3 separate regions of the Homo sapiens genome follow, and regions 2 and 3 are each linked to region 1. A link is a loop called in an ENCODE intact Hi-C map of the cell type or tissue named here. Cell type or tissue: A673. All regions are shown on one strand. Each heading gives the region's core, and the rest is flanking DNA. Links, peaks and the distances in the headings are about the cores only.

Evidence for each region. A loop is a pair of places that touch in the nucleus more often than their neighbours do. Peaks named below come from ENCODE experiments on the same cell type or tissue, not always from the same donor. Only the 100,000 strongest peaks of a DNase experiment are listed, where the experiment ranks them.
Region 2: a loop joins it to region 1, with 10 times the contacts of the local background. A loop is called at or near these places in 1 of 110 quality-filtered maps.
Region 3: it touches region 1 in a loop (7-fold over the local background); 1 of 110 quality-filtered maps calls a loop at or near these places.

What each region holds. Positions count from the first base shown.
Region 1 is chr11:87,192,088-87,200,249 of GRCh38, forward strand. The region is part of intron 5 of TMEM135 (transmembrane protein 135); the gene reads left to right. Among named protein-coding and RNA genes, the nearest start is that of TMEM135, 160 kb to the left of the region's middle. RefSeq lists a silencer at 4,547-4,747. In A673, for the core only: no CTCF peak of the experiment used is centred there; DNase peaks (open chromatin) are centred at 2,694, 3,114, 3,534 and 4,554; H3K4me3 peaks cover 1,729 bases; H3K27ac peaks cover 5,000 bases.
Region 2 is chr11:86,935,520-86,943,681 of GRCh38, forward strand. PRSS23-AS1 (PRSS23 antisense RNA 1) reads right to left here and starts at 2,966. Exons shown (of 4, transcript NR_187135.1): 1 at 2,881-2,966. It also overlaps a transcript of PRSS23 not described here. RefSeq lists an enhancer at 4,890-5,389. In A673, for the core only: CTCF peaks have their summits at 3,743 (motif pointing right) and 5,294; DNase peaks (open chromatin) are centred at 3,782, 4,222 and 5,172; H3K4me3 peaks cover 2,910 bases; H3K27ac peaks cover 4,471 bases.
Region 3 is chr11:86,866,356-86,874,517 of GRCh38, forward strand. It overlaps a transcript of PRSS23 not described here. Among named protein-coding and RNA genes, the nearest start is that of PRSS23-AS1, 68 kb to the right of the region's middle. In A673, for the core only: a CTCF peak has its summit at 3,789 (motif pointing right); a DNase peak (open chromatin) is centred at 3,826; H3K27ac peaks cover 455 bases.

The DNA.
Region 1 (8,162 bases), core at 1,038-6,037:
CCCCCTGCCTCAGCCTCCCGAGTAGCTGGGACTACAGGCATGTGCCACCGTGCCCAGCTAATTTTTTTTTTTTTTTGTATTTTAGTAGAGACGGGGTTTTACCATGTTGGCCAGGATGGTGTCGATCTCCTAACTTCGTGATCCGCCCAACTTGGCCTCCCAAAGTGCTGGGATTACAGGCATGAGCCACTTCTATTTCTTTTATAATTGATTTATGTAGATGTCTGTCTTTCTTAAGGCCATTTCTGGTACCAATTTCAGTATTTTTTAGGTTAAATTTTAAAGACAAATTTATATTCAGAAGATTGTTTCTTTTTTTTGCTGTAAGTCAATAGGAATAAAATGAATTACGTATTTATGTATGTTATATAAAGGCAAACATCAGAAGTTTATCAGTTCTTTAAAGAGAAGTAAACTTGTTTTACCCATGTTTGTGTTTTAACTTGTTTTTGAAGGCAATTAGGTAAATATGAGTGAATGTAAGAGTTTTCAAAAAACCGCCTATGTTCTTTTGAAATGTGTGTGCTACTTGAAGATATCAGCTATTATTTTATTTATAAATAAGAGAAATAAGCTTTATTCCATGTAATTTGATAAAACAATTTGAATTTTTGTTTCTAGATCTATTACTGTTTATAAAGGCTGGTACAAATTCATTTTTAATAAAACCAGTTTACATATTTATAAGAATGTGATTGTATGTGTGGGTGAGCCGTGTATACTGCTTTTAATAAATATTTTGGTTTGCCGGGCATGGTGGCTCACGCCTGTAATTCCAGCACTTTCAGTGGCAAAGGTGGGCAGATCACTTGAGATCAGGAGTTCAAGGCCAGCCTGGCCAACATGGGAAAACCCCGTCTCTACTAAAAATATAAAAAATACCCAGGCCTGGTGGCACCCACCTGTAGTCCAAGCTACTTGGGAGGCTGAGGCAGGAGAATCACTTGAACCTGGGAGGCAAAGGTTGCAGTGAGCTGAGATTGCACCACTGCACTCCAGCCTGGGTGACTCCATCTCAAAAAAAAAAATTGTCATTTTTTGTGTATTCATTTCTTTTTTCATCATATATAATAGGCCATCATTAAGTTAAGACTGAGTGATACACAGCAGTGGAGTGGAGACAACAAGGTACCTGCTCTTGAGGAGCTTGTGTCTAGCAGATTCTAAGTGGGGGTGTAGTGGTGGTGAGATCTGATTCAAGAAATATTTAGGAGATACTTGAAAATTATAAGACAAATTTATCAAATCACTTAATCTAGAGTTTTCATATAGATTAAGATACAGATTGTTATTTAGTTTAGCCTCTGCTAATTTTTATCCATTTTCCTTGTAATCTGCAAAATTTTCAGGTTCTTCTGTTTTATTTTCCCATTTATTTTTCCCAAGAGCTAAATATTGATGAGACTCCAGATATGAAATTACTTTAATTTGGTAGTGAGAATTGAAAATCACTGTTTTTGGTGGGGGGATAACTGTTAATTTCTTCTAAGTACCCAGGGAATAATTGTTAAGCTTTTGATTTTGTGGCTTATGTAATTAAGAATATCTGACTTCTCTTTTCAATGTGTAATCAGAAATAAAGAATTAAGAACTCAGTTAGGTTTTTTAAATTTTTTCTTTAGTTGGTTCAGATTTAAGTCTTGAATTGTTCACTTAAAGACCATATATATTCTTATATATTATATTATATATTATATAAACATATATATTTGTATGTATATATGAAGTCATACATTATACTTGTTTTGAATTTTTTAATAGGCCTATGATCATGCTAGGATACAGTAGATACACAATACATTTATTTAATTTGTGTGCATTGAAGTATTGCTGTGGACTGTGATAAAGAATTTTTGTGGTAAGCCATAGGCTTGTTATCTTTGCTTTTTTCACTTACTAGCAGAGAAGATTAATGTAGTAATGTTCATGACATTCATGTTTATTCTTTAAAATCTTCATAAAATGTTTTGAATCAGTTAAACACATTTAAAAGAGTTTGTTCCTGTGTGAATTTTAAGCCTTTTAATGGATTTTACTTCCATTTCATTTAATGAAAAAGAAACTGTGGCTCCACACAAAAGACAACATATTTTCTGCACAAGTTAAAAAAAAATTGGTAAATGTAGATCTTTGTTGACTGAAGTGCTGGGAAAGCTGCTGTTTCTTGCACGTATTCTTAAAATCAACAAAATACCTCCACAAGACAACTGGCAGCTGTGGTTGAACTTAAAAAGCACTCTTACTTATGCTAAAGTTTGCAGTATTTTAGTCCAGCTAACTGTATACTATTCTGCAAATGAAAAAATCTCAAATCGTTTAGTGGGCAAAGACTTTTGAAATTCTCTTGTACTATCCTGTGTCAGATCTTTACTACTATTTACTTGTACAGTATAGTTTATTCTACATTTTATAGTTCCACCTTCTTAAAGAATAATAATACCTGTGTATGTGTGTGTGTGTTGTGTATTTGTATGTATGTGTATATACAGTGGAAAACTTGGTTATCATAAAATATACAAATTAAAGCACCCATAAAAACTCTGGTTAAAATTTTTGCCTTCTTGTTCCTAATTTATTATATTGAACAAGATTCCTGTTGCTCTTCATATTCTCTGTTCATCTTCCATAATTCTCTTTGAAGTCAGTAGTTGCTGTAAGTATGGAAATAGAGAAGGGAAAACCTAACTAAATCCAGTGTACTTAGAGCTCTCGTGAAAGTCAATGTTGTGGCATTTTTTTAAAGGAAATTATAGGTATCTTGCTAATTTCTTGATACTGTGTCATGAGGTTATCTTTTACATAAACTCATAAATGGATGAATTATATTTTCTTACTAAAATGATGCATATATGTTACTTAATGAATGCTTGTTTCTAACTTTTTAAATTTTAAAACCATATCAGCATTATACATTTTACTTTTTAGAAACAAAGCATGCCTTTTATTTAAAGTGTGAAACATACATTAAAAATTTAGTCTTCTTTATGTGTTATCTGAAGGAAGCTTATTAAAATCTGAATTATGTTTGTTTTACCAAGAAACATGAGTATTCTTTGCAAGACATCGAATGCAAATCCAACCATCCAAATTTAGGTAATTTATTTACTGTCAAATGTCTTTCTTTCCTTCTCCCCTGTCTTCTTTTTCTTTTTTTAAAATATGATTCTGACAAGAATGATGAATTTTAATTTGTATAATTGAAAAAGTCATTTTCTCTTTCTTTCTCTTTCCTTCCTTCCTTCCTTCCTTCCTTCCTTCCTTCCTTCCTTCCTTCCTTCCTTCCTTCCTTCCTTCCTTCCTTCCTTCTCTCTCTCTCTCTCTCTGTTTCTCTCTTTCTTTCTTTCTCTCTTGTTTTTGAGACGGAGTTTTACTCTTGTTGTCCAGGCTGGAGTGCAATGGCATGATCTCAGCTCGCCGCAATCTCCACCTCCCGGGTTCAAGCGGTTCTCCTGCCTCAGCCAGTCGAGTAGCTGGGATTACAGCTGGCTAATTTTGTATTTTTAGTAAAGACGGGGTTTCTCCATGTTGGTCAGGCTGTTCTCGAACTCCCAACCTCAGGCAATCTGCCAGCCTCCGCCTCCCAAAGCGTTGGGATTACAGGCATGAGCCACTGTGCCCAGACGAAAAAGTCATTTTCTTACTTCACACGAGTAAAAATTGTTTTTGCATGCCTGTTATTTTCATCCTACAGTTGCTTAGGGTGTGCCTGTCAATGTTGATGTTCGATGTTATTAATAATGAGTAAAATTTGAAGACATTTAAAGAAAAGCATTTGGGTAATAGTTTATGGTGGTTTTTTAAAAACAGTATGTAGTATCTGTTCGAGACTATTTTATGGCAGTTATAAACTTGTATGGAATGATACCATTAACTTAGTTTGACACAGATGCTGAGGAAATACTATTAAAAAGTGATCAAGTTCCAAAATTTTACATAGTATCTGTGCGAGACTATTTTATGGCAGTTATAAACTTGTATGGAATGATACCATTTTGTTTGCTGGAATTATTACCCAAGAAAACAAACCAGTTTTTAAAATGTTCCTTTATAATTTGAGTGAGAGAGTAAAATTATGTTGGAACAATATTTGTGACAGATTTTGGGGGAAATATTTTAGGATTTTGTGCTAAAAAGTGAATTGTAACACTCATCATCCTTTGCAATGGTGAAATGTCTGCAAATTCTGAACTTAAATATTTGATTAAATATTGCAGGTATATTCATATTTTAATTTGATATGCTTAAAATAAAAATGAAGATTATTAAGGTTACAGTATCATTTAACACATTTTAAAAAAAATTTCTAAGAAATTAACTTAGTTTGGCACAGATGCTGAGGAAATACTATTAAAAAGTGATCAAGTTCCAAAAATTTACATGTTTATTTTAGGATATGCAAATCTTTTGGTCCTAAAAATTGTTGTCATTTTTCTACATCAGGCTTAGATGCCTGGCAGTAGACTGTTTTCTTTTTCTCTTGTTTATAGTGGGGAATATTATTTTTAGGGAATTTGATGGGGGGAACCTGAAATTGAGGCTTAGTTTTACAGGAAGATCTTTTTGGAGTTGTCAGGAAGTAGACTTCAAATATACTTATGTACATTCTAGCCACTTATTCAGAATTTCCTGACTTTCTGATAAGATAGAGACCAGAGCCAGTGAAATTTTCAATGAAAACATGAACTTTCAGACTTTAACGCATAATCTTCCAAGTGGGATAATCCACTGTGTATGTTTAGTGGCTTGTAAAAGTATTTAGAATTTTTTAAAAAGTTACTATCCAAAATTGAATTTAAATTACTTTAAGAATGGATACGTATTTTGGATCTCTTAACCTTTGCTGATGTTAAATATTGGTGTTTATAAACTAGCAATTTAGAGCATTGGTGAGATACTGATGAAACATAGTTACATTTCTCCTAATGAAAAAAAATTAGCAAAACTTATAGTACCAAAATAAAGGAAATTCAGATGTAGGCTATTTTTGTCTTTAGACAAACAGCATTAAAATTTTTACTTTTTTTCTTTAGAAAAAAATACAAGATGTCTGTACTAGGTTTCCAATTCAGAGTATAACAAATATTTTCTAAGGCTAAGATGCTCCTTTCTGTAAATTTCCATGGCATTTTGTACATAATTCTATTATGTTTAGAAGTTTCCTGATATAAACAGAAGGTGCAATAGCTGGACGAGTACATATTCTTTTAATTTAATGCAAGAAATTCTAATTCGGCATAAAGGGTAAAACGTATCAGACTCTCATACAGAGTTATGAAGTAGTATAAATGGAAAAACACTAAATTCCTTTGTGTTGTCCCATAAAACAGGAAGCATCTTAAGCTATTGGATGCCTAAATATTTGTATATCAGAATCTAGAAAGGAGATGGTAACCTGTAATTTGACATTAGATACAGAATTGTGTCTGAAGTTACTAAGTGCAATTTGCTAAATTTCTTCTATTGATAGATTTCTTTATGATGGGACTTTCCAATTCTGTTAAAATTGGTAGTTTTTTTATTATTGTCATGGTTTACTTATGGCCAGTGTGGTTTTATGTGTAGCTTAGCAAAAAAAAAATGTCACTTGAGGCTATGCGTTGGCATGAGTCTAAGTTTAAATCCTAATTTCATATTTAATTATTTGATGTATGTTTTGCAAATTCACTTATTAGGGATATCATATAAATGCAATGCTACTTAGAATGAAAAAGTTACTAAAAAGTTTTTTTTATTTGTATGTTATCAGAGAAGAAAATGTATATTTTATTTATTGGGAAAACAGTTAAATTAATTCCATCTCAAAATCCATTTAGAAAATATTTATCTATTTTTATTTTTAGTTTTTGGATACTTTTTTATTTTTATTTTTTTAGGTACATAATAGTTGTAAATCTTTATGGGCTACATGTGAGTATTTCTTACACGTAATGATCAAGTCAGAATATTTGGGGTATCCATCACCTTGAGTGTTTATCATTTTTATGTGTTGGTGTCATTTCAAGCCCTCTCTTCTTGTTATTTTTAAATATACATAATACTGTTGCTAAATATAGTCACACTAGTCTGTTATCAAACATCCTCCCAACCATCCTCCTCAGTTCTATTCTTTATGTACATGAGATTAAAGTTTTTTAGTTCCCATATTTGAGTAAGAATGTATGTCAAAATCCGTTTTACAATTTATTTTACTACACATTTGTATTAGGATACCTCTTTCAGATCTGTTGTTTTTGGATGGAGGGTTTTGGTATTCCAAGAGCAGGATCCTTGGAAACCCTTCAAAACCCTTAGAGTATTCTAGGGAAAAACAAAACAGAACAAAACAAAGTCAGCAACAAAAAAGTTAATAAGGGTACTTCCTGAGCTGAAAATGTCTGTTGTCTGAGGTTGTTTTTTGTTAGTTGGTTTTTCCTTCCCTCTCCTCCCCGCTCTGTTTCTCCCCCACTCCTCCCTTCCCTCCTCCCTCCCCTCTCCCCTCCCCTCTCCGCTCCCCTCTCTCTCATTCTCCTTGCTTCCTCTTCCTTTCCATCTCCTCTTTCTCTCCTCTCCCTCTCTTCTCTTTTCCCTGTTTCCTCCTTCCCTCTCTTACTTCCTCCAATTTCTTCCCTCCCTCTCTTTTCTTTTTTTTTTGCAATGGATGAGCAAGTGATGATTCAACATGTACCATGTAAAGGCACTATACCAGGTGTTAGAGACAAGTATAAATAATAGAAACAACAGTTTAAAAAGATGCTTAGAAATGAAGAACGTTTGACTGAGTTCCTAGTTTTATAAATTCAGCAAACAAATATTGTCTTCTATGTCTTTTTTTATTTTGCTAGGCACTAGGGATTTTCCTGCTCTCAAGAGGCTTATATTTTAAATCTATGCAGTGCTATAATAGAATTATGTACAAAATGCCATGGAAATTTACAGAAAGGAGCATCTTAGCTTTAGAAAATATTTGTTATACTCTGAATTGGAAACCTAGTACAGACACCTTGTATTATGAGTAGTTATCGCTGTGGCTCACATCTGTAATCTCAGCACTTCGGGAGGCCGAGGCAGACAGATCATGAGGTCAGGAGTTCCAGACCAGCCTGGCCAACATGGTGAAACCCTGTCGCTACTAAAAATACAAAAATTAGCTGGGCATGGTGGAACTCCTGACCTCCTTGTGCAATGCTTTTACAAGTGGTTAATGTTTCTGAAGAGGGTAGGTTAGAGGGAGTGTTAAGAGGATGGAAACCTCCTTGTATTGACCTCTCCAAGACGGTGCGTTCATGTCAAAAACTAATCAAGTGCAGCTGCAAGATTAATTGTGTGAGGAAGCTGTAAACATAGAAAACTATGGCCTCTACCCAGAGCTCTGTTTTATAGACAAGCATTCACTTTAGAACTACTGTCAATGAACCTGACTGAGCAATAATTTGCTCACTTGAGCCTACAGTGGTAGTATTTAAAAATTACTGAGCTTGTAGGGGATGAGGTAGATACATATAGATTTCTAGTTGAGGCATTTGAGGAAACTAGAGTAGGTCTGAGTAAAGGAGAAGATGGAATAAAATAACTTGGGTTTGTGGCTAGGAGCGGTGGCTCATGCCTGTAATCCCAGCACTTTGGGAGGCCGAGGCAGGCGTATCACCTGAGGTCAGGAGTTCGAGACCAGCCTGGCCAACAAGGTGAAACTGCATCTCTACTAAAAATACAAAAATTAGCCAGGCGTGGTGGCACGCGCCTGTAATCCCAGCTACTAGGGAGGCTGAGGCAGGAGAATTGCTTGACCCTGGGAGACAGAGGTGGCAGTGAATCGAGATCATGCCACTGCACTCCAGCCTGAGCGACAGAGCAAGACTCCATCTCATAAATAAATAAATACATAACTTGGGTTTGTAAAGCCATTAGAGAAATTTGCCATTATTAACCTCTGAATCTTTTAGCACTGTAAACTAAATGGAATTTCAATTTAATCTTCAATATGGTTTGCTTCTTTCTGTAAGTTTCATTAATAATTGTTAAAAAGCTCTCATTGAAATTATAATTATTAGTAATTTTCACTCAATAATTATAGTCTTAGATAAGTAAAATAATAATTTAAAATTATGGGATGATAGTTAACTTTTAATTTTAATAGGAAATAGCTTACTCACCTAAATAGTTGTAATTAACATGAACCTTCACAG
Region 2 (8,162 bases), core at 1,210-6,209, 260 kb before region 1:
AATGTTATTTCATTCTTTCTTGACTAGTTGTTTTCAAATCATTGTTGCATTGTTGTCATTATCATCCATTACCAATTACTAAACACATACTGTTACCCCAAATGTTGTAATTACCCCAACTGTTGGTAATTACCCCAATGACTCTAAAAGTTAGACATTATAATCACTATTTTTTATATAATAACACTGAAGCCCAGAGAGGTTAAGTAACTTACCCAAGCTCACATCGCTAGAAAGTTACGGAACTGGGATTGGAGTTGACCCCTGCCAACTCCAAAGTACATGCTCTTTCTACTACTTGGTGCTGCCTTAGGTATATGTAGCCACTTAGGACAAACATCATTTACAGGAGCAGGTGTGATATAAAAATATGAGGCCCTTTGTTCAAATATTATTGAAAATTTCAAGATAGCAACAGCAAAGCATTAAACAAAGCACAAGGCCTGTCTAAGCACAGGGCTCTGAATGACTGCCCATGTTGCAAACCCAGGAATCCAGCCCTGCCAGCCACAATTCAGTTTGCAATGGCATCTCCCACTGAAGCAGAAAAGCTTCATAGCAATTTGCAGGCCCAGATCACACTCGCAGAATGTTTCAGTGATCATGCTTCACATGTAGGATTTCTGGCACTACCCAGAGGGTTCATTGTGAACCACCTGGCAGGACTTGGGGGCTCTGTGTGGTGGCTTTTTCAGAGTAGCCCTGGCACCTAACCTAAAGAATATTAATATCATTTCTGGTAATGCCAATTACTTTATTTTTTTTTGAGATGGAGTTTTGCTCTTGTTGCCAGGCTAGAGTGCAATGGCACAATCTCAGCTCACCACAACCTCTGCCTCCCAGGTTCAAGTGATTCTCCTGCCTCAGCCTCCCGAGTAGCTGGGATTACAGGCATGTGACACCACACCTGGCTAATTTTGTATTTTTGGTAGAGACAAGGTTTCTCCATGTTGGTCAGGCTGGTCTCGAACTCCCGACCTCAGGTGATCCGACCACCTCGACCTCCCAAAGTGCTGGGATTACAGGCGTGAACCACAGCGCCCGGCCAGCCAATTACTTTTTTTAATGTGGGGAAAGGTATATAATCTTGCTGAAAGAGTTTTGCTCCGTGTGATGGTTCATACCTGTAATCCCAGTATTTTGGGAGGCTGAGGCAGGAGGATGGCTTGAGCCCAAGAGTTTGAGACCAGCCTGGGAAACAGAGACCCCTGTCTCTACAAAAAATACAAAAAATTAGCCAGGCATGGTGGTATGTACCTGTAGTAGGAGGCTGAGCTGGGAGGATCACTTGAGCCTGGGAGGTTGAGGCCACAGTAAGCCATGATCATGCCACTGCACTCCAGCCTGGGTGACAGAGTAAAGAAAAAAAAAAAAAAAGAGTTCTGGTCATACCCTTACACCCTTACTCTTACATTTAGAACATTTAGAACATTAATGCTGCATAAATGGAACATGTCCAAAAGCCTCTTAGGATGCAAGCCTCTTTTGAAATTGCAAACTGGGACCAGTACATGTGCCCTAATAGAGGGCAGTAGGAAAAAAAGCAAGAGCTTTGCAGCTGCTGGATTACGAACCTCTCTACTGAGGCACTAACTCCTATTAAGGTGTTAGCTCCTACTGACCCAGCAGAGGCTGAGTAAAGATTGTCATTTTGGTCAATGATTCTTAATCAGTGGTATTTAATCTTTTGAGATCACAGACCCCTTCTTTGAAAAGTATGAACCATCTCCCCAGAAAAAAGACAGGTGTATGTAAAATATTCTTGCATTCAATTGTAGACTCTCTGCCTTAGCCCTAGATTTTTTAAAACCATATTTTAAAGCATGGCTCCCCTAATTATAGAATTGTCAGAGGCGTCTGAACCAGAGCAACTCCATCTTGAGTAGGGGCTGGGTAAAATAAGGCTGAGACCTACTGGGCTGCATTCCCAGACGGTTAGGCATTCTAAGTCACAGGATGAGATAGGAGGTCAGCCAAGATACAGGTCATCAAGACCTTGCTGATAAAATAGGTTGCAGTAAAGAAGCCAGCTGAAGCCCACCAAAACCAAGATGGCCATGAGAGTGACCTCTGGTTGTCCTCACTGCTACACTCCCACCAGCACCATGACAGTTTACAGATGCCATGGCAATGTCAGGAAGTTACCCTATATGGTCTAAAAGGGGAGGCATGAATAATCCACCCCTTGTTTAGCATATAATCAAGAAATAACCATAAAAATAGGCAACCAGAAGCCTTCTGTCAGTGGAGTAGCCATTCTTTTATTCCTTTACTTTCTTAATAAACTTGCTTTCACTTTATGGACTCGCCTTTAATTCTTTCTTGCGTGAGATCCAGTAACCCTCTTTTGGGGTCTGGATCCGGACCCCTTTCTGGTAACAGAATCTTCCAGTGTTAGAACTAGACACAAACTTAGAGATGATTTTTGTGAAAGCACCTTATTCCTAGTGGTGTGAAAGCTGAGGTCATTTGGGATAATAAATGGTTCTGCACATTTTCAAAGAGCTAACCCTCATTGTCAACACTACCTTGAACTAGTTGCCCCACTCCTAATTTGCTCCTGTCAAAACACTGCAGCCAAATGCAACAATCCAGTGCCACAAATGGCTGCTGCCAGGATGTCAGTGAACATTTGTCGAGCACCCGAACCAGCATTGGGCGCAAGAACAGCTCTTGCCCTTGAGAAGCTCAAACACATCTAGAGGAGAAACAAACAAGAACAATATAATGTAATATAACACATGCAATTACAGATGTTTGAACTAGGTTCAGAGGTGCCCTAAAGGAAGGTGCTACAGGCTCTGCTTGATTGGATCATGCGAGGCTCCCAGAAGAGGAAACGTGTATGCAGGGACTTGAAGAAGAAGAGGAAACACTTACTCAGGGACTTGAAGAATGAGCAGAAGGGCCACGGAGTGAAAGAGCCTCCTGGCTCAGGAGTCCAGCATGCAGGAGCAGAGAACACTGAAACAGCCTGAGAACAGGAGGAGCTGGAAGTGGCTGGGATTGGCTAGAGCATAGGGTGTGTCTGAGGAAGAGGAATGATGTGGCTGGAAGAGAGGGGAAGAGCCAGACCTGAGGGTCTTGGATATCACTCTGAGGGGTTTGGACATAAAGAAGAATATCAGCCGATGTGATGGATTAAGGAGCTCCTTCCTGGGGGTGGTGCAAGGAGGCCAGATAGTCATCTGTCCTGGATGGCCTTCCGAGGGGCTGGGGGTAGGGGTGGGGTGGGGCTGGAGTGAGGGCAGCCTCTCTGAGATCCCTATCACCTCTCTCTTTAAAAATCAGCCACTGCCAAACACTAGAGAACCTAAGAAGGCCCCTGTAAAGCAGAAACGACAGGCAGTCAGCCTAGAGTACACCTTTAAAAAGTCAGTAAGACATATACACCAGAAAAGGACCATGCTTCTCCATTAAAAGATAGCCAAATGGGAGGAGGCCTTCTCAAAAATATAGGGAAATTTCTCACTTGATGTATTGATGTTTTTCCTCTGCAGAGCTTCACATTTTTCATCCATTCTTAAAATTGAGCCAGTTTAGCCCTAGGAGGTGGGCAGGCTCTGAGGAATCATCAATCAAGAGAAGAGAACATCGCCAGAAACACGTAAGGGAAACGTTTCCATGTCACTACTTCTCAGGATTCCTGGGCATTAAGGGTACTTAAGAAGTGCTTGTAAGGAGTGTGTTTTCTCCCAAGCAAACACATAAACAAAAAATTCTAATTACAGGGACACTGCATTGAGTCTGTCCTAAAGTTGTTCTGCCTGTATTCACCACTAGGTGTCATTAGAGCCCTCTTTTAAAAGAAACAAAGCTTCAAAAAACACTGACCTCAGGAGAATAATTTTTCCAGTGTTCCTATTTCTCAGTTAAAAAAAAAAATATATATATATATATATATATATTTTTTAACATGAGTAAAAATTGCAAATGTTCAGGACTTAGCTCTTGAATGGCTACTAAAGATTATAATTCCTCAGACTACCTGCAAATATCATGAGTCTTACAGAATCACAATACATTTTTATTGAAATATCCATGGTAAATATACATCTTACAGGAAATTCCATTGCGTTTACACTATTTATTTAATAGAAATAATCTCTGGGATTATTTGCATTTATTTCTGAAGGAGGATGTTTTTCCTTCCTGAGAATAAGTTCAGGAAATGGGTGAAATGTTCAGGAAGTTAGCTAAATGCTGATGTAAATCCAAAAGGAAGGTCTGTTGTTGTTTCTTTCTTTTTTTTTTTTTAAAGGGGTGGGTGGGGGGGACACACAAAAATGCTAGGAAGTGGTTCTCTCATTCACTTATGGAAAAATGTTATACTGAATTTCTGATTTAAAAGGAAGAGGATTAGAAAAAAATGTGGGCCCATGATATGGTTTTCTGTAGATCTGGTTAGGCAATTCACAGTAGTTAGCAAAGAAAACTGTGTCAAGAAACAAAATCTACATGGGAGACATGACTTGGATTCAGTTTGTCCTAAATTAAACCTTTACTATGAAATTTGAATCGGCTACTCTAAGAAATAAGTCGTGTTAGAAAACTCTGAGTCCCGAAGAGCTGGTGGGGCCCCTTAGCACTACATAAACAACTAAATGCTACCCTCTCCTCCCAAGGACCCTGTCCCCTCCACTAACAGTGTCATGCTGACCCTCGGACTGCAAGGGGGAGTCTGAATGCAGTGAAACTCAAGATCTCCAGGGCTACTTGGTCAGTGTTGCAAGCTGCCGTGGCCTCTGGCGTTATTTATCTTTAGTTTGCAACGTAGGGGTGTGCTGTATCGGGTGTGCAGAGCAAACAGAAACTCCTTGCCTCTGAAACACTGGCATTTTAGAAAGCAAAGATTCGGCTCATTGACCAGAGCTACAGAGGACACAATTTGTTGTGGCTTCTCTGAAAATCACCCCCTCCTTTCCATCTCTCTGCTACCACCTTCATTCAGGCCTTCATGGTTTCTCATCCAAACCGGTCTTCCTGTCTCCTGCTTGCCTTCTTCCCAGCCCACAGTCCACACGGCAGACAGAGCAAGCTATGTAAAAACACCAACAGGGACATGAACCTTCCTTGCTTTCAAACTTTTGCCGACTCCCCTGTGCTGAGCGCAGGAGAGAATACGGCCTCCAAGGCCTTTCATAACTTGGCCTCAGCCCACCTTCCCTCCCACTCCAAGAATCTCAGGCTCCAGTTACACTGAGCCACTCACTGCCCTACACCTCCTGCAGGCAACTCTCTGCCAAGTTTATTCACACATTTATCCTTTTCACTCTGGATACATGAGGAGGACTGACCATGTACTGTACTTCTTTTAACTTCTATAGAGCAATCTCTTTGTATTTATACAATTATGACAACAGTAGTAAGAGAAGAAGGTTCAGAGGATACAAGGTAACACACCTACATAAACGACCTACTGGGTACAAATATTGTAAATCAACATAGGCCTAGAAAAGGTGGTCAGATGCTGAATTTTGACTAAATACCTCCGATGGCACATAATGAGTAAGTTTCAATTTTTATATTTTACATTCTGAATTCTGGGGGTGGTTTTGATGGGCAGACCAAGTTTTAAATGAGTTATGGTCTTTGGGATCCTCACTTCTCTCTTTTTCTTCTTCCCTCCACCTTCCCTACATATTTACATCAGCAGATGTGTCCTTTGAGGGGTCAAATGGTGAGACGACAGCAGTTTAGGAACTGTTTGCCCATTACACTGGGTACTCAGAAACTGTTCTATTCAAGCTAAACCACAAGACCTATGGACTTAGGAAGAAATTACATAGTAAGTGTGATAGGACTAGTAGCATTGATCCTTTGTGGGAAGGAGGGTAGAGGGAGGCACGTAGTGTGCTGCAGCGAACTTCTAGAGGGAAAGGTTATGTCTTATTTATCTGTGTCCCCTACGGTGCCTTCCCAGGACAGTGGCTGGCACACGATGGACCCTCATTTCAGCTATTCAACAAATATTTACTAAGCAGTAGAGGATTTGTTTTTCCACATTTAGAGTTTTAAGCTTGTTAATAGCAGCTGAATTCTTTCTCTGTTTTGTCATCTGCACTTTTGGACTCCAAGTTGGACTTCGTATTTCCTAGTTTTTAAAAATCACTCCCTTTCCCTTCCCTAGCCCATTCCAGTGTTCTATATACAGTAGACTTTCAGCAAATATTTAAAAGAGACAACTTACAATAGGCAACACAGTGGGGTAGTCGATCATTCCCTAACCTATCTTTGAGGCTGGAGAATTTTCTTGGGGGCTAGTGCCCTAGTATCTTCCCAGAAAGTCCTGCCAACCTGATGGCTCTTGTTGTCACCTTTGGTTTCCTTCCTATGGTGGCCATGTTTGTCATCAAAGCCCTTCAGTTTCTCCATCTAACAAGGTTAAAACCCTCCCTTCCTCCCCTCCTTCCTTACTCCATTTCTTCTTTCCTCCCTGCCTTCCTTCCTTATACATATATTTTGAAACTTGTGCCCTGTGCCAGGCAGTGTGCCAAGCTCTGACGGTACATAAATAGACAACTTTAGGTGCTCAAAGTCATGCTCAGGGAGCTCAGTTTAGTAAGAAATGGATGCATGCACAGATCATTGCAATCAGTGCAAGGAAGGCTCCCAGAGTTGAATGCACAGAGGCTTAAACCTACCTATCAATAAAAGGAAAGGGAAGCAGGAAGTGGCAAGCAGGAGGATCGGGGATGTCTTCCCAGGAAAGATGACCCAAGGCTTTAAAAAGGACAGACATAACCTAGTTGAAGAAAGATGGAAAGGACATTCCAGGCAAAAGGAAACAACGCATATGCAAAGGCAAAGGGGTGAGAGGAACATGATGAAACCAGGACAGGATTTTCTGTGACTTATCTATTCCATCTCATTGCTTTATATTCCACCCATTTACCTCATATCAAGTGGAATGATGCAACCCCAGGCATTTCAGGAAATTTACATAACCAATCATTTAATCTCTTAAAGAGAAAGGCATTGATAATGCAGGCTTTCCATGAGATTAAGCACGTTCTTGAGTGAAAATAGAATTGGGTGCTTATAGGAAACCAGGTGGAAAGCTGATGAAAATCAGGCAGTGGATGGAAAATGCAATACATTTGATTTTCTATTCTCTTTCCCTGGGAATTTGAGAAGTTGGAATCCTTTGCCATGAGGGTAAATAAATCTATGGGCCCTCTTAGCCTAAAGATGAAATGACTGAAGGAAAAAAACAGGGTAATTCTAAGAATTTCATGTGAGGCCAAGGTCCATTTTGAAACCCTTTTGAACTAAACTTTTGCAGGTCCAACACATCTTCAAGATATTTAGTGGGATCCTCCCAGTCCTACGGTACCAGCTTGCATTGTGAAGGAAAATGAAGGACAGAATAAAGCCCTTCTCCCAGTCTGGTTTATTTCTGTACACAGAACCTCTGAAAACAGGAGGCCAAGGCTGACCTCTTTAGTCAAGAGTCAGCTCAACTTTAAAATTATAATTGCATGTGAAAGCTAAAATGGGAAAGAGAAAAAATCAGTTCTCAGGACCGAAATGCTAAAAACCCTTGGGTCACATTCCAGTTAGGGTCCTGGCCGTGCACACAGAGCTCCCATTGGGGGAAGGTGGGCAAGAGACCAGCCAAGACCAATTCAAACTATAGGGTGTTGGGGATCATGGCATTTATTCTAGAAGTGTCCAGTTTACAGATAAAGGAATGTACTATAGTGATAATGCTATATAATCTTTTAAAAAATAGAAGCTTATGGTCAGATCTCATTATTGAGAAAGGTGCCAAAGAATCTACCCACTCCAAGTGAACTATTTGCAGTAAAGAAATCAGAGGAGGCTGGGTGCGGTGGCTTACGCCTGTAATCCCAGCACTTTGGGAGGCTGAGGCGGGAGGATCGCCTGAGGTCAGGAGTTCAAGACCAGCCTGGCCAACATGGTGAAACCCCATCTCCACAAACATACAAAAATTAGTCAGGCATGATGGCAGGTGCCTGTAATCCCAGCTACTCAGGAGGCTGAGGAAGGAGAATCACTTGAACCAGGGAGGCGGAGGTTGCAGTGAGCCGAGATCAAGTCATTGCACTCCAGCCTGGGTGACAGAGCAAGACTCCATCTCAAAAAAATAAAATAAAATAAAATAGAAAAAAAATAGAAATCAGAGGGATAGAGTCTGT
Region 3 (8,162 bases), core at 1,210-6,209, 330 kb before region 1:
ATGGTAGGGTACAGGAGTGAAGGGGTCAGTGCATGCAGGGTAAAATGACATTAGGAGAGATTACGCTCTTATAATTACATAGAGGACTACCTGCCTATTTAAGCAACATCACCCTATGACTAAATTCATTTATTTAAAATCCATTCATCATCTATTCATTCATGAATCAACTTTTCAAGTCAGCATTCATTGAACACCTTTTATATATGCCAGGCACTGCATTAGACTCTGGGTATTTAAGGATGAGCAAGATACCCATTGCTATGATTTCAATGTGGTTTGTTTGTCACCAACAAATCTAATGTTGAAATTTGATCCCAGTGTTGGAAATGGGGCCTAATGAGAGGTATTTGGGTCATGGAGTAGAATCCCTCATGAATAGATTGATGCCCTCTCTTGGGTGTGAGTGAGTTCTTACTCTACTAGTTCCCATGAGAGCTGCTTGTTAAAAAGAGTCCCCCACCCATCTCTTGCTTCCTCTCTCACCACGTGATCTCCACATACACCAGCTCCCTTTCACCTTCTGCCATGAGTGGAAGCAGCCTGGGGCCTTCGCCAGGTGCAAATGCCCAATCTTGAACTTTCCAGCCATCAGAATCATGAGCCAAGTAAGGCCTTTTCCTTTATAAATCACCCAGCTTCAGGTATTCCTTTATAGCAACACAAAACAAACTAAGTCACCCATTGTGCCCTAGAGAAAGAGACTCAGTACATCAGTGATGTGGCAGATACAGAACCAGGGTATCTAATCTAGCTTCATCCCCGAGCAGAAATGTCTTCACATATACTAGTGAGTTTCTATATCTTTGTTAACCTCACTCTTACCATCTGGAATGCTCTCCCTCACAACTTCTCTGTGATAAAACCACCTTCATCCTTAAGGGCCTGGCACAAGGCCTCCTTCTCCTTAAAACCTCCCCAAGCTGGCTCTCAAAACTATTCTCTCATGCCTCTGTGTTCCCACAATGCCTTGCACCTGAAATTTAGGCTCTATCAGGGCTGATTTCCATGGGAACTGTGGTTTACAACTGTCTCCTAGATCAAACCCACAGTGTCTTAAGAACAGAGTGTCATAAGGACAGGGCCTTGCCTTCATCATCTTTGTAGAGTGTACATACTGAGGAAGGGATCAATAAATGAATGGCAAGATGCTTTACTCTTCTCCCAACTTTCTTTCAGGGGTATAACAACCATCCTCCTTCTGAGACCCTAGTATACACCAAGCTATGAAAATAAAAGATAAGCCAGGCACAGTGGCTCATGCCTGTAATCCCAGCACTTTGAGAGGCCAAGGCTGGAGAATTGCTTGAGCCCAGGAGTTTGAGATCAGCCTGGGCAACATAGTGAGACCCTGTCTCTACAAAAAATAAAATAAGTTGAGTGTGCTGGCAAGTGCTTATAGTCCCAGCTACTTGGGAGGTTGAAGAAGGAGGGTCGCTTGAGCCCAGGAGGCTAAGGCTGCAGTGAGCTGAGGTTGTGCCACTGCACTCCAGCCAGTGACAGAGTGAGACCCTACCTCAAAAAAAAAAAAAAAAATACAACAGAGGATTTTGTAATGTGAGTGGAGGTATGGAAAAGAAGTGAAGGCCACTGAAGCACAACTTGAAAGAATATGCTAGGAGGCTACTCGCCTCGGCCCCTCTTCACCTCAGGGACCCCACTACAGCTCCACAACACATAATGAATGATAATTCAAGCCAAAGGCCAAGGAGGAAAAAAAAGTGAAGCCTAGGGGACATGGGAGCGAAAGGCTGAGCAAAGGCATTTGAGACCACAAGGAGCTGTGGGAGAGGACAGGAGAGGCTCCCAAGAGACCCTCAGAGCATTCATGAGCATGAAGGACAAAGGCTGAGCACACCCTGTGAACTCAATGGAGTGAAAGAAGCACTGACCATTCTCTAGTCAACATGAGACTTTGGTGGGTTCCTTGAGTGAGAAAGAGAAAACTGTTCTTCATCTCCTTCTGGGTTCCATGTGGTATGCTGGCTGAACAATAGCAAGTATGGATGATGGAGGCTGCACTGATCCACACTCAGTGGTTAAGAGCAGGGAAAGAGGTTATAAATGTTGTTGAAAGAGCAAAGGAATGACACATTCATTTATGTAAGGGGGCTTGACCGATATTAGGAGGAACAAGGGAACTCCTAGCCCCACAAGGCACTGGGTGACTTTTTATTATAGGGACCCCAGACATTGCAAAGACTCCTTCCCAGTCTCCCTTTGACCCTGTGTAGCCAAGAAAATGCCCTTGAGCACCATCTAATTTAGGTCATTGCATGCCATGGGATTCCTTGCAGCCTGTCACATCTTACTCTGGGAGGAGTGGCAAGGAAGTTAGTTGTCTGGATCTAACTAGCCCTAGAGAGGCAGCTTGCATAGAGGGAAGCAAAGCACTTTGGAATCAGAACACTTGGGTTGAAATCTTTCTCTGTCACTTCCCAACTCAGATTCTGTATAAATTTCTGTTTGTTTTTGAGACAGTGTGTCACCCTGTCACCCAGGCTGAAGTGCAGTAGTGCGATCACGGCTCACTGCAGCCTCAACCTCCCAGGCTCAGGTGATCCTCCCACCTCAGCCTTCTGAGTAGCTGGGACTACAGACTTGCACCACCATGCCCAGCTAACCTTTTGTATTTTTTGTAGAGATAGAGTTTTGCCATGTTGCCCGGGCTGCTCTAAAAGTCCTGGAGTCAAGCGATCTGCCTGCCTCAGCCTCCCAAAGTGCCACTGCTCCCTGCCAATTTTGGATAAGTTTTTAATGACTCTGAAATTCATTTGGAGTGAAAAACAGACATAATGTCAGCTATGCAAATGACTGTTGTGAGAAGAAAAGTAGGTAGACAAACATAACAGATTTGACAGAACATCGTTTGGAATGTAGTCAGTATTTAATAAATGGCAGATAATAACATGAGGGAGACTAAATACCATGATGTATCTAGAAAGCAGCAGCCATGATACATGAAGTTCACAGAAGTCATTTTCTGGTTCACATTTCATCCACATCTACATTCCTTTATCAAACATCAACTGGGCACCTATCAAGGGTTAGACACTATTTTAGGAGCAGAGGATATAGCTTTGAATGAGACAGACATGGGCCCCGCCTTCAAGTTGCTCCGAGCCTAATGAGAGAGGCAAACAATCACTGAAATCTGCCATGGTAAGTACTAGAAATGGCATTGTTCCCAGGGCACCAACGAGAAAGGGCTTGACTGTTTGGGGAAATGGGAAGAGGAGAGAGGCTCAAAGGAGTTAAATGATGTGTCCAAGGTTACAGAGCTGGATTAACTTCTGCAATGCCTCTCAAACGTGATGGTTTAGCTGCCTCATCATGCATCATAGCATCATAGTGCTCACCACCACCAACTGCAATTGTCCCACCAGGAGATGGAGCCCAGGAATCTTCCAGATACTCACGCAGCACCTCTCAGATTGGTCACTGTGAAATAAGCACCGTGTCTCCTAGATTATGAGCACTTTGAGGGCAAGAGCTACATATCTTTCAGAGCCCAACACAGGGTTTGAAACACAGTACGTCGTCAGTAAATATTGAATACTGAATTAATAAGTGAGTGGTACTCACAGAGTTTAACTGATTTGCACAAGATTACTTGGCTAATAAGCAGCAGGGCTGGTGCAGATACAAGTTCTCTGACTCTCTCTTTCAACACTGAGTAAAGGGAAAAAATGAACAACCAGTGAATGACTCCGCCTGGCCTGGAAGAGAAAAGATTCAAATGATCTTTTTTTCCCCAAATCGTTTTCACAGATTATGATATGGCTCCATCTGACCAGCAGAGGGCAGGCTTGGATGGAACTAGCATCCCAGGCCCTCTGACCAGAGTCATCATCTGTGCCTTGGCGCTACAGAGATGGTGATTTTTTTTTTTTAAGGGAGGGGAAAAAACAACAACAAAACCTACCAGAGCTGAAAGTCTTTTCCAAATTATCCCACCTATGTCAACATCCTGTCGTATTTATTGGATGGTTGGATCTGGATAGAAATAGGGCCTCGTACTGTGTTTAGTTCCCTGGATCCCTCGTAACCTATTTCCTTTTATCAGCCCAAAAGTAGCTTTAATCTATTCTCCTTTGGCAGAGATGGGGGTGAGCTAGAACAGGCATGGAGGGGAGGGGTAGACAAATAAGTCAGGAAAAGCTTCTGCTTAGATGGTAACATTTACTTTTTGTCAAATTTAAAACATTTTTGACCTTTATATTTTCAAAAGCGTTTTTCAATCCTTTTCATACTCTTCAGGGATTCCAATTACATATACCTTATATCACCTGAAATTGTCCCACAGGTCGATATGATTCTGTTTATTTATCAATCTTCCTTTCATCTGTGCATCAATTTTTTGTAGTTTCTTTTGATTTGTCTTCAAGTTTATTACCCCTTTCTTCTGCAGTGTCCAATCTTCTCTTTAACCCATCCAGTAAATTGTTCATTTCCAGTCTTGTATTTTTCAGTTCTACAATTGTCATTTGGTTTTTATAGTTTTAATTGTTGAGCTAAAATTCCTAATCTGCAATCATTCTGTCCACCTTTCTTTCAAATTCTTAAACACATTTATAATAGTTGTTTTAAAGTCTTTGTCTGCTAACTCCTACATCCATGTCATCTCTGGGACTATTTATATTGACAATTTTTTTCCTGATTATGAATTACATTTTCTAGCTTTTTTCATATCTAGTAATTTTTTATTATACACTGGACCAGCTGAATTGGAGCGCTTAGACTATATTTTCCTTTGAAGAGCATGGAGTTTTATTTTAGCACGCACTTAAGCTACTAGCAGATCATCTTGATCCTACTGAGGCTTGGTTTTATGCCTTTTTAGGGTGGGTGTAGAGTTGCCCTTACTTCAGGCAATGATCCTTAATTCTAAAATGTGGTCTTTTTAACATCTCAGTTAAATTCTCTGAGTTTTCGATGGGATTTCTTCACTTTAAATGGTTGGAATGTCAACATCTCCAAGCACTGTGTGACCTCTGGAATCATTGTTCAGTTCTCAGCTCACCAGGAACTCTTCTCTTTTAGGCCTTGTGTAGTCTTACCCTGCATATATGCAGCTTAGTTTTCAAAGACCCAATGGGTTCTCTCTGCATATTTTTAAAGTTCCTGCTCTGTACAGTATTCTCTTCTCCAGTACCCTGTCCCACAAATTCTGGCCACCTCAGTAGCCCCAAACTCTATTTCTATTTCTTCCACTCAGCAAAACATCAGAGAACTGCAATCTCTTCCCAAATCATTTTGTAAGTTTCTCTTCTGTTAAGCCTCACAATCGTGTGACTTCTAACCTCCAATGACTGACAACAATTGCCTCATATATTTTATTCCATTTTGTTGTCATTGATAGTGGGAGGAGAACTCTGATATTCATAACTCTACATTGGGAGATATAGAAAGTCAGGAGGTAACATTTAAGCTGAGACTCATAAGATGACAAGAAGCCAACTATGCAGAAAGCCACAGGAATAACATGTTCAGGCAGAAGGGTCAACATGTACACAGGCCAGATAGCAAAGCTTGCTATATTTCTCTCCAGAGAAAATATGTATATATGTGTGACTGTATTTGTGTGCACACATAGGTTGGTAAACATCTATGTAACTAAAGCTATCTCAAATGGCATAATAGTAAAAGCATGGGCTCTGGAATCAAACATCCCAGGGGCAAATCCTGCCACTTACAATTAGCAGTAAGGGGTGTTCAGCAATTCACTTAACTCTTGGTTTCAACTCTTTCTTGTGTCAAATGAGGCTTGTTACATACATGCAGCAGGACTCTCGTGGGGATTAAATGTGATAATGTATGTTAAGTATCTAGCAAGATAATGGAATAAATAGTATATAATGTGTTATTATTTCCTCTTCTGTAAGTTTTTAAATAATGTTCAAAGAGTGAAATATAATGTATAAAATATGGGGCAATGTATAAAATACAGAAACTATTTTCCAAATATAAATACCACTTTTCTGAGTTCTTTAAAGTTCTTGAATATCAAGTTATTCAACTAGGAACAAAGGAAAGTTTCACACCTATCCCACACTTAACACGTTCCTGATTCCAACATTCTCTTATTTGGGTTATTTATAAACATATCCGTACTCTGCCCATTCCTCCACCCTCAGGTCAGACTGTTAAGGTCATTTGAGTGCAGAGACAAGTTTTATTTATATTTGTCTCTCTTACAGACAGTGGCCCAGCATCTAGCACATAGTATGTTTTTTCAAACATTATGAATTTTTCTTCAAAGGAGTAAATAGACTTAATTTTTCATACAAGAAAATAAAATTTGGAGTTATGCATATACCACACCAAAGCAATCTGTTATAATGATGAAAACCCAATTATCCCATTGTGATTCTACTTAATACTGAACAACCCACCAGGAGTAGTAGAAAGAAATGGGAAAACAGAGACCTGGTTTCAAAACCTAGCTCCCTCCTATTTACTAAATGACCTTGAGTAAGTTGCTTAATAGCCTGAATTTCAGTTTCCTTATCTATGACAAAGGGATAATAACTACCTCATGGGGTCTGTTATAAAGATTATTAAGAAATAATATATCTAAAGACTCTACCACAGAGCATCCATGCTACATTGTAGGAACTCAGTTCTCATCATTCAATGGACTCAATCAACTATTAATTAACTCTGAATTTTTATGTACAACAGTAAGTCTGGCTGATCCTCCACTGTATTTCAGGGGCTATGGTGGACACCCACCTATGATATTGTCTATCCAACCCCCTCTGTCCATTTGAGAATAGTTCTTCTTTCAATTGCAACCTTGTGATTTGCACACACAGGAAATTATATATATACATATATATACACACACACACACACACAGATATATGTATATATATATACACACACACACATATATATGTATATATATATACACACACATATATATACATATATATATATTTTTTTTCTTTTTGAGATGGAGTTTCACTCTGTTATCCAGGCTGGAGTACAGTGGTGCAATCTCAGCTCAATACAACTTCTGCCTCCCAGGTTCAAGTGACTCTCCTGCCTCAGCCTCCTACAGGCATGCACCACCATGCCCAGCTCATTTGTGTGTGTGTTTTTAGTAGAGTCGGGGTTTTCCTATGTTGGCCAGGCTGGTCTCGAACTCCTGAACTCAAGCGATCCTCCCACCTCAGCCTCCCAAAGTGTTGGGATTGTAGGCATGAGCCACCGTGCCCAGCCTATATTCTTAAAGATTGTACCCCTGGCCATAGCTGATTGGTCCAGAGATGGGCATCTAACCCATGCAAGGCCACTCAGAGCCTTTCCCTCAATTTTTCAAACTCAAAGTAAGTAAACACCTCACTGATGGTGAATGTTGCAAGATGTGAAATTTGTGAGTTTTGACAACCATGTTCCACTATCAGATGGAGGAAGCCAATCTGTAGAGCAAGAGAATGAACGGACGGAACATGAGAGGCATAAAAGAGAACCAGAGAGAGGGAGATGTGGAAGCATTTGAGTTCCTGACACTAAGTTGCATCAGAGCTCTTCCTGTGATTTAGTTACTCAGACTTTCATTCATGTGAAGTTCCTGTGTTATTCTGAGTCCTATGAGCAGTTCTGAGGTGAGATTAGAAGTGCAAGACATAGATTAGGGAAAATATCTAATCTATGTCTTGTGATGGAAAATGTGAGAGAAAATGTGGATGGAGACAGAGAAGGCTGGGAGAGCCATCAGACCAAGAAGAGGGTTTAATCTTTGTGAAGAGAAGAATAAAGGGGAAAGGTTGGGTGGAAGAATCTTGGGCTGCAGTGCAGTTCGAAGGAAGTTCACCAAGTCCGATGGAGAATCCTTGAGCCAGAGTCACCTATCAGAGGAGTCCTGTGTCTCCCAAGAACAGCCCAATACAGAATCTTGCCACATTCACTCACCGGCTGGGAGCAACTTGTGTAGGGTTGCCAGATTACATATAGGACACGCAGTTAAATTTGAATTTGAATTTCAGATAAATGATGAAACATTTGTTAATATAAATAGGTCCCAAATATTGCATGGGCATCCTGTATTTTTATTTGCTAAATCTGACACGCCTAAGCTTGTGGGAGCACTTGTATTCAGTGTAACACAGTAAGAGATTTGAGTGCAGCAGCTGGGACCATCCGCCAGTCATGCT